Regions from separate parts of the Mus musculus genome. Here all the other regions are linked to region 1. Evidence: chromatin loops called from intact Hi-C (ENCODE). Cell type or tissue: heart. All regions are shown on one strand. Region 1 holds the start of Dclre1b (DNA cross-link repair 1B). Region 2 overlaps Hipk1 (homeodomain interacting protein kinase 1). Region 3 overlaps Ptpn22 (protein tyrosine phosphatase, non-receptor type 22 (lymphoid)).

Region 1 (2,500 bases):
AGTAACCATAGACTTCTCTTTCATCAAGGAAAGCTGACCGAGTTCTGAACCACTCTCATGTAAGCTGTTATAAGGATTCCCAAGAAATCTCTCCTTCCTCTTCTGTCTCCCACCCTTTGTACAGATTTAAACTCAGAATCTGAAAACAGTCTAAATAAAGATTCTCACACTTTCTCCTATCATGATAATCCCAGCCATGGGTGGGAAACAACTGTCAAAAAAAGTTCCAGTCTCACACCAGCCACTTCTACTGACACAGACAAGATGAGGAGATGTTAGACAATATGTGTTTTTATCTAGCACATTAGATGAATTATTGGGGGCGGGCAATGAGTGTTGGGGATCTAACTTAGGGTTCTTGCACACACTAAACAAGTGTTCTATCACTGAACAGTCTGGTAGATTCTTAAATGCAAATTAGGAAAGCACTGGTTTTTGAAAAGATAGGAATCATTTCCTTGACTAAAAACCTCCAGGTAGTTAACTAGAAGCCAGTCTCATTCCGGGATCAATTCCCACATTTGTAAAAATTCAGTCCTTATGTCTCCCACTCGGTAATCCCCCAAACTGTGACAGATCAGAAGTCCCCACCCAGATTCCTGGACTAGGTCTCAGCGATCAAATCCCAGCCCCAATACCTGCAGGCGACGATGCAAGAGGCAAGCAGTGATGGGAGAGCAGTAGAGGGGCCGGGCCCAAGTGCTAGACAAACCCACCGTGTGGTCACAGTGCATGTGGGTTAAGAAGAAGAGCCGCGCCGAACCGGCACGGCGCAGGCTCCAAAAGTCCACAGCAATGGGCGTTTGGGGGATTACGACCCCGTTCATGGTGGCAGAGTTGAGGTGTCACCCAGTGGGGTCTTCGCGGGAACCGCACTCCTGAGTGAGGTTTCCACGACAGCGTCCCAATGACAAGTGGACTCTGGAACAAGTCCAGAAGCCCTAAAGGAAAACCATCCCAGAAACGGAATTAGTAGACAGAGTGAGAAAAAAGAAGGTGGCCGCGCTCGGGACGATCAGGATGAAAGCGCCCAACGCGGAAGAAGTCGGGAGAGCATCACTCACAACCGCGCGCTGGAGCTCGGGCCCAGTCCCCACATTGTCAAAGCTCGCGCGGCGGCGGGGAGACAGACCCTAGTAGTTGATTTCCGATCGCCGGCCGCGGCGCTCACACAGTGAGCTGCGCGCCTGCGCCGAGGGGGAGAATGGGTGGGGGAAGGGCGTCCGGAGGTCGGTGCCCCCCCCCCCCCCCCCCCGGACCTGCGCTCGGCGCTCGGCGCGACCCGGAAAGCTGCTCCTTGTGTCTCAGGGCGACGGGGCGGGATTTCCGCAGGAAGCTGTCTGGGGTGTCCTCGGCCACTGGGACTAGATTCCCAGGGAGGAGGCTGTGCTAGGTCTTTGGCCTTTTGCTAGTGTAGAATTCGTAACTGGGCCTAGAGAGAGTTGAGATCTGCTGGGCAGAGCCAACGGCCTGTGGGTCTCCGGGCGGCTCCTGAAGGGTCGGGGCTCGCCCGAGGACCCAAGAATGTGTTCCGCCCTGGGGGGCAGGCACAGCAAAGTGACATCTCGCCGTTAGTGTTTTCACTGACTACATCTCCTTTATTCAGGCTCCCACATCGAAATTAGGAGGAGCCCACGAGTTCCCTACGGGTCTGTGGAAACTGTCCCGTGAGTGTTGGCGACGATGCCATACCTTGGCTCTGAGGACGTGGTGAAGGAACTGAAGAAGGCTCTGTGTAACCCTCATATTCAGGCTGATAGGCTGCGCTACCGGAATGTCATCCAGCGAGTTATTAGGTATCACCAACCTACCATAGAATTCTAACTCCCCCCCCCCCCCCCCGGCCCCACTTTTAATCCTCTTCAGAGCTCTGCGATCACTCTGAAAAAGTTAAAGAAGGGCAGTTTTATCTTTTGGCCTTGAGGCTGCATTTCTGGGTTGTCATCTCAGTCTTCCGTGTGGAACACCATGCCCAGTTGAGAGGTCTCCTTCATACCACAGGCTTTAGCAATTGCGGCTGACTCCTGGTTCAATGACTTAACGTAGAACAGTTCTCCCTTTTTTCTAGATTCAGACCTGTATATCTTTCTGCTTGCTTTACATTTCGACTTGGATAGTTCATCAAAGATATGACCAAAATAATACTATCATTCTTCTCCTCTTTAAACCTACTATTCTGCTTGTATTTGTGTTATGAATGTCACCAGGCACCCTACCAAGCTTGCTAGTCAACCTTGAAAACATTGTCTACTGTCAGGTGGTATGAAAAATTCAAAATATCAATTCTTGTTCTTAAAGTTGTACTGTTGTTGGCTCAGGCTGTAATTACCAAAGCCTGTTGTGGTAGTTTATTAATAAGTAGCCTTGTCTCCTCACTTTGGTTAGGATTTTTTCTATTATATATGTTTGAACGTGTAACTAATCTATAGTTGTAGCTCAAAACTGTAGGTAGGACACAAAAGTCCCATGGGGTCCTTTTTTAAAAAATCGTGATCTAGGG
Region 2 (2,500 bases), 56 kb before region 1:
CAGTTTCAAAAATATTTCTGCAAGTAACAGATCCACTTGTTACAAATACTGGTTCCAAACAAGAAGCCTTCTGAGCAGAGAAACTGCAAACACGTCTGCTACCATAGGCAGAATTTAAAACAAAACAGAACAGAACAGAAAATAAGAGATGTTAAGTCACACCATGCGTCTTTCCATAAGCCAACACCTGCGCAAGACAAAGCGTGTAGTTTAATACAGAGCAAGAAATAACATTCCAATGGGAGGCAGAAATCTGGCGTTCCAAGCGACGAACTGTTTTGACAGAGGAAGAACAAAAATATGCAAAGCTTAACAAATGGCTAGAGCAAACTTAAGAAGAGCAGCAAAGGTGAAAGGTCAACTGACATTTCCAATCTCAAAACTATTATAAGTGAGCAAATTAAAAGGTGGGCTGGAATTGTGTCTGACTCCCTGGCACTCAGGTTTGATGCTTATGAGAAACAACCCACAGGTGACACAACTGCAAACCAAACAAGCTCCATGCAAGTATGTTTCAGAAAGCGTTTCCATTCATGAACACTTGAGAGGTAACAGAAATTTAAATCCACTGCGAAAGATAAATACCAGGAGATTCAAAAGTATCATTTAGGTTTGCAGGGGCTTACCTAATTTTAAATGTCAAATAATGAAATGCTGGATTTGAGATAATTCTAATTCACCAAAATAAACCAAAACAAAACACAGCCTAAATCACTCTGGAGGTTACAAATCCTAGAATACACTGCAAAGCCAGCTGTCTTGTTTCCATCTCTGAGCTGGACACACCCACCACTCAGCTATCTGAGCTGACTCTCTCCTTGGGACTTCTAAACAAAGATACTGTGCTTGCAAGTTTGTCAGCCATATTTCCATCTTTGTACTGCAATTTATTTGTAACATAATTTGTCAGAACAATCCCTACAAATAGGTCCACTTTTAATTTCTGATGAGCAGAATGCTCTAAGTGTATTTAATGGGAACACCCTTACATGGAAGATGAAAGGTGCCACTGATCATGAATGGCAAAAGCACTATCTTCAGACAGTCACAGAAGGAAGTTCACGGGATGAGAAAGCCATACGTTAAGGCCATTTTAAACATTTCCATACACACGAAAGTATTAGGAGATTACAATAACAAAAAGGAGCAGCTAGCTTGACAGGGAGTTCAAGTTTTGGCATCTGGATTCCTGTGGCAGGGCCACATGGAAGGCTGTTCATTTGCTCCCATCTCATAAGACCAGGGTAAGAGAGGGTAGAAAACAGGTGGAGTGCTGAAGCTTGCCTGCGGCTACACAGAGAGCTTTAACCACACCAGGCTTGCAAAGAAGAACCTCACAGATCCTCAGAGTCAAACAGTGCTTCAGCAAATGTTGGGGAGGAAACAATGAGACATTAAAGATGTAGCAAGGACACAGCCACAAGATGGCACATGCTTCCATGCCCTCTGCAAAGACTAAGCTAGGTTTTTTGGTTTTGTTTTTTGAATGAGAAAACCAGAAGAACAGAACAAAAACAAACAGGAAAAAATAAAAAAAGAAAGAAACCAAAGAAACTCCGTTAGTAACACAATCAAGTGAGGGAATTACCAGTACAGCAGCAGTCTGTTCAACCAGCGCCGGCCGGCCTGCTGCGCAGCTCAGGGTAAAGGGCACCGCATACTGCGGCGTGATGGTGGCTACTTGAGGGTGGAGAGTTGCTACCATTAGTGGTGTACAGCTTCCCTGAAATGTAGATCAGGCAGGTGAGTGAATGAACACCGAGGCAGGTTATCTGGGTTCAGACGGGTTTGCATCCCCCCAAGTTATAACTGACAATGAGCTAATTTCCTACCACCTAAACGCACATGCCAAACACAACCTTTCCTTTTCAGCCGTGAGTGGCTTTAGCCCACTACGCCAAAAGTCAATGATATCAGGTAAAAAGAGATATAGGAATCTTAGGTATAAGCTATAGGTCTAGGTCTTGAACCAGATTCAGAACATCCTATAGAACACAGGCATTTCACTTATGAAGAAATCTTCCTTCTACTCACAAAATAAGTTTTTGGATTTCAGAATTTCTGGTTTGTTGTGGAGCACAAACATTTACACATGGAATTCAAAGTGTAATGTTGTATACTATACACATCCTTCATGATTTTGTCTATGACCTCAGTTTCTCGATCATCTGGAAAACTCTGTACTCTCATGACATTTCTCAATGTACAGAGCGCCATCTCTACAAGTCTAAAGAGACAATGGGAGAGTTGTAAAGGACAGGAATAAATATTCTGCTTTCTTAGAGATATTTCATTTTAAGACGTCTGAATCATGAGCAAGAAAGATCTTATAGTCAAAGCAAATACCACTTTTTTTTTTTTTTTCAGGACAAAATATTTGTTTCTCAATAGTGCTGCTCCGGCTTTTACCTGTGTGAGTACTCCTGACTGGATCTGCAGCGGCTGAGCAGCAGGCGCCTGGGGTACAATTGGCACAGCATTATCCATCCTCACAGGGAAT
Region 3 (2,500 bases), 78 kb after region 1:
TTAGCATGCAGAAGCAGCTTCCCAAGTACAGAGGGCAAACTGATCAACAGCACTGCACGATCTCCCAGTAATATTTGTTATACCCTTATGCATCTGTAATGAGTTGAATGCATTGCTAAGCATTGAATTCTTTTCCTGTAGGAGTGGAAAGGATAGGGCCTGATTTCCTGCGCTTTTGCAGTGTCTAAGTCGATGAGAATATGTTTAGTATCGTGTGACATTTTTTTAAAAAATCTTTTAACACATTTATATTTATCTCTTAAAATTCTAGAATTTTTTTTATATAGCAAATATACTGTTTTAACTAAGTAGTCAGAAAGTAATAGTGAGCCTACTATTAGAGGTTATTATGGGGTGTTTCTTTGCCTTTTCTTTTTAGTAAAGTGGATTGAACCTAGTACCTCACGCATGTCAGGTAGGTGTTTAAGTTGAATCTGCAGCCCTAATAGTTTGATGTTGAAGATGAAGGAAGCAAAGATCATGTTTAATTCTCTTAGGCATATCTTGAGGTAATCTGTGGAGAGCATTTACTTAGAAAAAATAGAAAACTGTTGTTCTATATTATTAAATGTCATTTCTTTTGTCCTTTTTTTTTTTTTTTTTTTTTTTTTGACGTCACAGGGCTTGAATCCAGCCAGCTAGGAAAGAGCTCTGTAACTGAGCTAGAGCCCCAGCACACGTCTCTTTCTTCTCTCTTTTCTTGATTTAGATAAGGTCTTACTACCCATGCTGGCCTGGATTTCATAGATGTCAGGCTGATCTACAACTCACAGCAGTCCTGCTTCAGATTCCCAGCTGCTGGCATTAGTTTCTCTCTTTCCTTCTCTCTGTGTATATGGTGTGTGTGTGTGTGTGTGTGTGTGTGTGTGTGTGTGTGTGTGTGTAGGTCAGAGGTGACTTGTACAGAGAGAGAGAGAGAGAGAGAGAGAGAGAGGTGTTTCTCGTTCTACCATGTGATTCTGGGTTTTCAGAACTCAGGTTTTCAGGCTTTACCCACTGAGTCATTTCACCATCTGATGTTTTCTTTTTATAAATAGCCATAATACTTTAAATTTCTTAGAGCATCAAAAATAACAACAAAGTTATTTTCATAATGTAGCAAAATTGACATGTCTGCCATCTGGTGGCCGTTTCTTATAATGGCATGTAAAATGTTCACACATTTTGAGTATCCTTAGACAGAAAACCCTGTCCTAGCGCTCTAGTTCACTTCCAATCCCAGAAGCTTCTCCCTCTTTCTTGATAAACTATATCTGTTTCTGTAACAAACATTCATATTTTGGGTTCTGGGTGGACTGAAGAAAGAATATTTTGCTTTTGCTTTTGTTTTTAGTTTTGTTTTTGTTTTTGTTTTTTTTTTTTTAAGACAGGGTTTCTCTGTGTAGCCCTTACTGTTCTGGAACTCACTCTGTAGACCTGGCTGGCCTCAAACTCAAAGAACCAATCCACCTGCCTTTGCTTCTCAAGTGCTGGAATTAAAGGCATGTGCCAGCACTATCCAGCAAAAAAAAAAAAAAAAAAAAAAAAAAAGATTTTTAAAAATATCTCCTGCATAAATAAATGTTTAGCTGATGAAAATGTCCTATTGTGAATTCAATGGAAAACAAAAGGAAAGAGTTATGTAGAAGATAATCCAAACCGCCCTAATAGCAACTCCATCAGAATGTGGGGGCACACTTAAATCTTTACATCCAGCAAAGAATTTCAAAGAATAAAAAAATTTACCTACAGACTAATTTATTCTTTTGCCTAGAGTAAGCAAATGCAAATCTGTTAAATTTATACTTAGGATGAGATTAGAATGCAAGAATCTTCTTTATTCTTATAAAACATTGCGATTACATTTCTATTACTTGGTTAGCTCCTTCTCGGAGGACAGATGATGAAATCCCCCCGCCACTCCCTGAACGGACACCCGAGTCTTTTATTGTGGTTGAGGAAGCCGGTGAGTACAGTCAGTAAGTATGAAGTGTGTGTCCCTTCTCAGGTCCCTTCAGTGTTCTATGTGCTGCTGCTGCGCATCCATCTGCCTCCTTTAAATATAACCTCCTTCCTAAGAACTGGCCATACCTGCTTTCTCGCAGGAGAGCCCTCACCACGTGTTACCGAATCCTTACCTCTGGTGGTAACATTTGGAGCATCACCAGAATGCAGTGGGACATCTGAAATGAAGAGCCATGACTCTGTAGGGTTTACACCAAGCAAGGTTTGTCCTTTTCTGACTCAACTCATTTGTATTCAACTGACTGTAGTTTTATTCTACACACTTAATTGTTTAGACATATTTATTTTATTTTAGGTGTTAGAATGTTTTGCTTGTATGTATACATGTGTATCTGTGCCTGCAGAAGTCAAAAGAGGGCATGGGATCCTCTGGAACTGGATTTGGGGATGGTTGTGAGCCACCATGTGAGTGCTGGGAACGGAACCCAGGTCTCCTGCCAGAGCAACAAGTGCTCTAACTGCTGCGCTATCTCTCCAGACCCTTCTCTTCATTTGG

What was found. Peaks named below come from ENCODE experiments on the same cell type or tissue, not always from the same donor. Only the 100,000 strongest peaks of a DNase experiment are listed, where the experiment ranks them.
Region 2: it touches region 1 in a loop (2.8-fold over the local background); 6 of 42 quality-filtered maps call a loop at or near these places.
Region 3: it touches region 1 in a loop (2.2-fold over the local background); 13 of 42 quality-filtered maps call a loop at or near these places.

What each region holds. Positions count from the first base shown.
Region 1 is chr3:103,808,262-103,810,761 of GRCm38, forward strand. It overlaps Dclre1b (DNA cross-link repair 1B), which reads right to left and starts at 1,126. Exons shown (of 4, transcript NM_133865.2): 1 at 639-1,126. The coding sequence starts at 827. Ap4b1 (adaptor-related protein complex AP-4, beta 1) reads left to right here and starts at 1,256. Exons shown (of 10, transcript NM_026193.2): 1 at 1,256-1,796. The coding sequence starts at 1,684. Gm15471 (predicted gene 15471) reads left to right here. Exons shown (of 5, transcript NR_040412.1): 5 at 1-179. In heart, no CTCF peak of the experiment used is centred here; a DNase peak (open chromatin) is centred at 1,230; H3K4me3 peaks cover 2,500 bases; H3K27ac peaks cover 2,149 bases.
Region 2 is chr3:103,751,792-103,754,291 of GRCm38, forward strand. Hipk1 (homeodomain interacting protein kinase 1) reads right to left here. Exons shown (of 16, transcript NM_010432.2): 9 at 2,410-2,500; 10 at 1,589-1,723. Among named protein-coding and RNA genes, the nearest start is that of Olfml3, 15 kb to the left of the region's middle. In heart, a CTCF peak has its summit at 1,417 (motif pointing right); no DNase peak of the experiment used is centred here.
Region 3 is chr3:103,886,651-103,889,150 of GRCm38, forward strand. It overlaps Ptpn22 (protein tyrosine phosphatase, non-receptor type 22 (lymphoid)), which reads left to right. Exons shown (of 21, transcript NM_008979.2): 14 at 1,862-1,945; 15 at 2,085-2,206. Among named protein-coding and RNA genes, the nearest start is that of Rsbn1, 26 kb to the right of the region's middle. In heart, a CTCF peak has its summit at 1,124 (motif pointing left); no DNase peak of the experiment used is centred here.